2 separate regions of the Homo sapiens genome follow, and region 1 is linked to region 2. Evidence: chromatin loops called from intact Hi-C (ENCODE). Cell type or tissue: CD4-positive, alpha-beta T cell. All regions are shown on one strand. Each heading gives the region's core, and the rest is flanking DNA. Links, peaks and the distances in the headings are about the cores only.

Region 1 (4,916 bases), core at 1,107-3,606, 520 kb before region 2:
CAACTTTTATTTTAGATTTAGGTGGCACACACGCAGGTTTGCTACATGGATATATTGCCTGATGCTGGGTGCGATACACATGATCCAGTCACCCAGGTACTCAGCATCATACCCAGTGGTTAGTTTTTCAACCCTTACCCTCCTCCCCTTCCCCTCTAGTAGTCCCCCAGTGTCTATTATTTCCACCTTTATGTCCACGAGTATCCAGCGTTCAGCTCCCACTTGTGAATGAGAACATGCAAGTATGTCTAAGATGGTGTCTCCACTCCATGCATGCCTCCTTCTAGACAGGATCTGGCTGGCTGTGGGCAGTATTGTGGAGTTGGTAAGTTTCCTCTGTGCGAGTTTACTCTTCCTTTTCTTTCAATGTGTACCAGAGTGATGGGATTGGCTTTGGAGTAGAGATATGACTCTCTCTGGCCAGCCAAGCCTGGTACAAGTAATTTAACTCCTTGGAATCTCAGCTTCCTCATCTGTAATGTGCGGAAGATAACAGCAGCCTCACAGGACTGCCCTGACTGCAATCACAATGGAAATGAGTGGCTGTGAATTTCTTCACAGCGTCCTGATGCAAGAAAGGCCCAAAATACTTCACTCATTTTATTGATTTATTTATTTACGTATTTTTACATACATACATTTTAGGGACACCCAGGCTGGAGTGCAGTGGTGTGATCCTAGCTCACTACAACCCCAAACTCTTGGGCTCGAGCAGTCCTCTCACTTTAGCCTCCCAAGTAGCTAGGACTATAGGTTCGCACCACCATGCCCAGCTAATTTTTTATTTTTAGTAGAGACCAGGTCTTGCTTTGTTGATCAGGCTAGTCTCAAACTCCTGATCTCAAGTGATCCTCCCACTTCAGCTTCCCAAAGTGCTGGGATTACAGGTGTGAGCCACCATGCTCATCCACTTTACTTGTTTTAATCAGAGTAAATCTGGCTGTAGGCTCTCAAGAACTACAGTGTTGAGAAAATAAATCACAGATTTCTTTAGGAGCATTCCCTACCAATCCCCAAAGATATAAATGGTCTTTTAAATCCCTTATTTGGGATTTAAAAATTAGGGAGGGGGCCAGGTGCAGTGGCTCATGCCTATAATCCCAGTACTTTGGGAAGCCAAGGTGAGCGGATCGCTTGAGGTCAGGAGTTCAAGACCAGCCTGGCTAACATGGTGAAACCCCATCTCTACTAAAAATACAAAAATTAGCCGGGTGTGGTGGTGCGAGCCTGTAGTTGCAACTGCTCGGGAGGCTGAGGCATGAGAATTGCTTGAACCCCGGAGGTGGAGGCTGCAGTGAGCTGAGATTGTGCCACTAGACTGCAGTCTGGGTGACAGAGCAAGACGGTGTCTCAAAAAAAAAAAAAAAAAAAAAAAAAAAGGAAAAAACATGAGGGAGGGGCCTGGACCTCAGTCCTTGGAGTCACCAGAGTTCCTGCTGCTCTTTCTGCTCCATGATGCTCCTGAGTTTGTCCTGCTTGCTTTCTCAGCCTTTGTTCTCTCGACAGACCCAGGGCTGTTCCTCAAGACCATTGTATTTTCTTCTAGCCAGAAGTTTGACCACATGGAATTTTGCCAGTGCTGTCCAAGTCTTGGCACTGTATCCAACCACCCTGGTATCCCTGAGATCTGTGTTCAAAGACAGCCCAGTTCTAATCACCTGTGAAAACCCCAAACCTCCACACTCTTCAATGTTATGGGAGGCCAAGGCTTTACCTGCCTCCAGGCACCCCAAACCCCAACTGTCTCCCCGATCTATTTTCCTTCCTCATGAATGAGCTTATGTTTCCTAAACAAAGCTGGGATGAGTCTTATGTCCTGGAAGTCTCATAGTTTCTACTGAGTTAATATTGACTCTAGTTGTCCTCAGTAGCCAGTTTCTTCTTCACTCACACCAACAGAATGTTTAGCTACACAGGAAATGCCTAGAATAAGGCTGACATTTTGCAGCCTGCCTCATAGCTAGGGATAGCCATGTGGTTGAGTTCTGGACAAAGAGATTTAGGTAGAAAGTGTGGGTGGCAGCTTCTGGGAGCCTTCTTTAAGGGACATACCTGCCCTTTGATGTTCTTTTCTTCTTCCATCTTGCTGTCTCCTATGCAGCTGCTGCCATCTTGGACCAAGCACATGATGGTCATATCCTAAAAGATATCAGAATGGTGAGTTGGTAGGAGACTGAGTCTTTGTTTATAAGACAAGACACAGAGTGGGGAAAACCCCTTTTGTTTGGTCCAATGTCATGACAATTGAGCATCAAAGGGAAGAATCTCAAGGACCAAGGTTACCTGCTGAGCATGACCAAACCCAAGAGAGCCCACGTCCTTAATGACATCACTTACCCAGGAGCCTCCTCCCTCCAGACTCCTTCTGATGGGAGATGAGATGAGACATTTTCCCCACTGTTTAAGCCACTTTTCTTTGGATATTTTATTGCCTAAGAGCACCCTAACCAATGGGATATAAAGAAGAACAGTCTCAGAGCACAAGGGTTGTTTACTTGTTTTTCAGATGAGGCAGGGAAAATCCCTCTTGATCTTTTGAGCATCCTTCAGCAACAAGAACAAACACAAACAGGTATCTCAGTAAATGATGCCCCCATATGTAAAAAACACAGCATGGAACCTGACACATTTAAGCAGTCAGTAAAAGGTAGCTATTCTTCTTTTTCTTAGTAGCATAATGCCTCAATAAACATTGGTTTCTGATCCTATCCCCTTGAGTATCTCTCCCTTTGCTGCTAAGTTTCTCCATACCTTTACATTTATCTCCCTTCTCCCCTATTAAACCTGGCTCTTGAAAAGACTGTCAACTTGCTCTCATTGAGGTGTCAGTGATAGATAAGGCTTAATGTATGACCTCATTCCCCAAACACTATCGGCTTGTCAGTGAGATTTACATTTAATAGAGGATTAAAGCCTTAAGCCAAAGGAATGAATCTTTAATGGTGAAATTTGAGGCACCAGAAGGCTTATGAAAAACAATATTGAAGAGGGGGAGGACCTCCTTGGTGATCCCAATTTTCTGAGGCATTCTCATAAAGTTCTCCAAATTCTCCCAAATTTAAAAACGTCATGCCGTACTGCACTTCACAATTGGCAGTTGGCAGACAGATTCTGGATGAAGCTTTGTGGAACTGAACGGGAGTGGGAGGGGGAATCGTGAAATCAAAGGCACAAGAAGAGGGTGTCTCAATTCCAGAGGGAGTTGTCTGTTGAGTGGGTGAGTCAGGCTGTCTGAGCATGTGGATGGAACTTCCCTGGGGCAGCTGCCTGTGTTGAGCCACATTTGATATTGACTTAGCAGTTTCCTGCTGCTTCTTGACCTTTTTTTTGGTTGGGGCTGGTGGTTGAGCTGTATCAAGTTATCTTTCTATCCCACCCTCCCAGTTTCTTCCCTGAACCTCATCATCATCTCAGTTCTTCTCCCTGCTTGTCCTGCCCTCTACAAAGTGCCTCTTTGGCCAGGCTTCTCAAATACTGTGAGCAAGACTTGGAATCTCTCTTCTCTCCTTGCACCCACCACTGAATCTTTGGGCATCTTGGCCGGGTCCCCAGCAGTGCAGACCTGACAGGCTGCATTCTTGGTCACTGGGATTTCTTCTCTGAGCTCCAGCTTATGCTGCTTCCTTTTCAGCATCTCCTCTTGAGTATCCCACGGATTATTTATTTAGTTATTTATTTTAATTTTTTGTTGTTGTTGAGATGAAGTCTCACTCTGTCACCCAGGCTGGAGTGCAGTGGCATGATTGTGGCTCAATGAAACCTCCGCCTCACAGGCTCAAGCAATTCTCCTGCCTCAGCCTCCTAAGTAGCTGGGATTACAGGAGCCCACCACCATGCCCGGCTAATTTTAGTATTTTTAGTAGAGATGGGGTTTTGGCATGTTGGCCAGGCTAGTCCCGAACTCCTGACCTCAGGTAGTACGCCCACATTGGCCTCCCAAAGTGCTGGGCTTACGGGTGTGAGCCACCTTGCCTGGCCCTGATTATTTATTTTTTTGAGATGAGGTCTCACTCTGTCACTCAGGCTGGAGTCCAGTGGTGTGGTCATAGCTCACTGCAGCCTCGAAGTCCTGGGCTCAAGTGACCCTCCTGCTTCAGCCTCCCGAGGAGCTGGAACTGCAGGCATACTATTATTAGTGCTTGGAACACTTAGCAACATACCCAGCTACGTTGTAAATTAGAGACGAGGTCTCACTATGTTGCCCAGGCTGGTCTGCAACTTCTGGCCTCAAGCAATCATCCTGCGTCGGCCCGCCAAAGAGGGACCCCACTCCAAAGCACTGGGATTACAGGTGTGAGTCACTGTGCCCAACCCCTACTGATACTTTAAATTCAACACATGTGGGTCAATTATGTTCCATCCATCCCCTGGATGTGCTCTTCACCCACCTCCACCTTGTTCCTTCCATGGCAGATGGAGTCATTGGAACGTCATCACCTCTGGCTGGGTTTGACCAATTAGGAGGAGAAAGGAGAGAGGAGGGAGGAGTGAGGCAGGAGTGGGAGGCTGCAGTGTTCATCCCCTAAAGGTGGTCTCCGCCGGATTGTGTTCCTCCACCAAAAGCCTGCTCCTTTCTAGTGGCCTTCTGTACCTACACGACTCCCTCTTTCCAGGTCTTGGCAACTATTCCCTGTCCTTGTTCCCCCAAGCTTGGAGGCAGTGGCAGCTCCTCCACTGCTGCTGGCCTCGGGTGACTGCTCTCACCCTTGCAGTGGTTCCCTTGCGGGAGATTGGCATCACCTGGAAACACATTAAAATTGCAGACTTGGGGCTACCTCCCAGCCCTTCTGAGCTTGAAATTAGGGGTGGGGCCCAGCAGTCTGCATCTGTTTTTAATTTTTATTTTTATTTTAAGTTCTGGGGTACATGTGCAGGATATGCAGTTTTTGTTACATTGGTATACATGTACCATGGTG
Region 2 (2,500 bases), core at 1-2,500:
ACACACACACACCCCTTACCTCCAGAGAGCCAGACATTCACTCTCAAGACACTTTTGAAAATACTGGTCTTTCCAAAGACCATCATTTGTATTTGTATTTGAAAGATTGCTTAGGCTGAATTCTGTAGGAAGACCTGCTGGCCTCTGATAGTTCTGGAAGAAATATGCACTTTTGTCTCCATTTTCCTTTGTGTCTGGCAACAATGCTAAGAGGTGGTTGGAGGGCTGGGAGCAGTGCCTCACACCTGTAATCCCAGCATTTTGGGAGGCCAAGGCAGGCGGATCACTTGAGGTCGGGAGTTCGAGACCAGCCTGGCCAACATGGTGAAACCCCATCTCTACTAAAAACACAAAAATTAGCTAGGCATGGTGGTGCACACCTGTAATCCCAGCTATTCGGGAGGCTGAGGCAGAAGAATCACCTGAACCCAGGAGGCGGAGGTTGCAGTGAGCTGAGATCATGCCACTGAACTCCAGCCTGGGCGACAGACCCAGAATCTGTCTCTAAATAAATAAATAAACAAATAAATAAAAATAAAAAGAGGTGGTTGGAGCGAGATGTGCCCATTTAGCAGACGAAGCAGTTGACTCTCAGTAACTCTGCAAAGTGGTTGTATATCCCATGGAAGGATATACAAGAAATTGTTAGCAATGATTCCTTTAAAGACAGAGACTGGAAAAGAAGGAGAAGTCTCCTATTTTATATCCTTTTCTCATGGGGGAATTTTGTTATCACATGCTTATACTCCTTATATTTAAAAAGCAAGTGTCATTCACAGATGGAGGGATAATAAGGTGGCTTCTCAAAAAATTAAATATAGAAAAACTAGATGTCAAATGCTATATAATCAGCAATTCCTCCTCTGGGTTCACAACCTAGTGAAAAGAAGGGGCTTGAACAGCTATTGGCATATCTGTGTTCAAAGCAGCATTACTCACAGTAGCTAAAAGGGGAAAGCTAGCCTAGTGTCCCTCCTGGAAGATCTGCGTGGATAAACCAAATGCAATACACACATACCATGGACTAGTCAGCCTTAAAAAGGAAGGAAATTCTGACACATTCCGTGACAGGGACAAACCTCAAAGACATTATTTATGCTAAGAGAAACCAGCCAGTTACAAAAGGACAAATACTGTGTGATTCCACTTATAGGAGGTACTTAGCGTAGTCAAAATCATAGACACAGAAAGAAGAATGGCAGTTTCCAGGGGCTGGGGGTGAGAGTGGACAATGAGGGGCTATACTTTGTTGTCGTTGTTTCTTTTTTTGTTTGTTTTGGCCTGCAAAGCGTTTTAGAACTTTTCAATTAATCGCTAATGTTTGAAACTCAGAAAATGTAAACAAATCTAGAGTGAGAGAAAGCTCATCAGTTGTTTGCCTGTGGATGGGGTTTGGGGAAGAGGGAGGTAGTTATTGTAAAGAGAAATAAGAAAATCCTGGGGGTGATGTTCATTATATCCAATAATTTGGGGTGATGATGTCACAGGTGGATACAGATATCAAAACTCATCAAATTTTACACTTTGAATATGCATAATTTATCACAAGCTAATTACATTTCAATAAAGCTGGACAATTTTATTTATTTCATGCTATTCAAACAAAAAAGAAAAAAAAGAACAAATAAAAGGCAACACCTTTTTTTTTTTTTTTTTTTTTGAAATGGAGTCTCACTCTGTCACCCAAGCTGGATTGGAGCGCAGTGGCATGATCTCGGCTCACTGCAACCTCTGCCTCCCAGTTTCAAGCAATTCTCCTGCCTCAGCCTCCTGAGCTGGGATTACAGGCATGCACCACCATGCCTGGCTAATTTTTGTATTTTTAATAGAGACGGGGTTTCACTATGTTGGCCAGGCTGGTCTTGAACTCCTGACCTCAAATGATCCACCCACCTCAGCCTCCCAAAGTGCTGGGAATACAGGTGTGAGCCACTGTGCCTGGTCGCAATATCTTAATAAAATAAATGGAGATTGAATTATTAATAGAAAATGTCTAACATTTTAGTTCTGACAGTCTATGAAATTGATTCTAAATCCAAGGAAACATTACAGAAGGAGAAATTAAGATTTCTAGGAATGAATTTATTTACTCAACTAACAGTGGCAATGGATGTGGGCTAACAGTGCACTTCAACTTTATCTCAGTTAATCCTCACTGCAAGCCCATGAAGCATCTGTTGGTATTTTCCCCATTGAACAGATGACAATACTGAGGCACAGAGAGGCCACCTTCCAGAATTGGGATGAGGGCAGGGATGATTCCAGAGTCCATGCTCTTACCCACTGTGCCGTGCCCCCTCCCTCAATTGTCATTGGACACCCACTATGTGCTGGGCACTCTCTTGGCTAGATTCACAGTGAGAGAAGCCACTTTGGGCCAAAAGGCTGCAAGAAGGGGCAAATGGAGATGCCGGTATTTGGGCCTCTCCATCTTTCTGGGGTGGAAAGTATCACTGCACATCATCACAGGTACACGGAGAGCTCCACGGTGGGCCCATTT

What was found. A loop is a pair of places that touch in the nucleus more often than their neighbours do. Peaks named below come from ENCODE experiments on the same cell type or tissue, not always from the same donor. Only the 100,000 strongest peaks of a DNase experiment are listed, where the experiment ranks them.
Region 1: a loop joins it to region 2, with 9 times the contacts of the local background. A loop is called at or near these places in 2 of 110 quality-filtered maps.

Annotation. Positions count from the first base shown.
Region 1 is chr16:16,854,923-16,859,838 of GRCh38, forward strand. No RefSeq gene overlaps it. Among named protein-coding and RNA genes, the nearest start is that of NPIPA7, 480 kb to the left of the region's middle. RefSeq lists an enhancer at 2,055-2,622. In CD4-positive, alpha-beta T cell, for the core only: no CTCF peak of the experiment used is centred there; no DNase peak of the experiment used is centred there; H3K27me3 peaks cover 190 bases.
Region 2 is chr16:17,379,783-17,382,282 of GRCh38, forward strand. The region is part of intron 1 of XYLT1 (xylosyltransferase 1); the gene reads right to left. Among named protein-coding and RNA genes, the nearest start is that of XYLT1, 90 kb to the right of the region's middle. In CD4-positive, alpha-beta T cell, for the core only: no CTCF peak of the experiment used is centred there; a DNase peak (open chromatin) is centred at 1,019.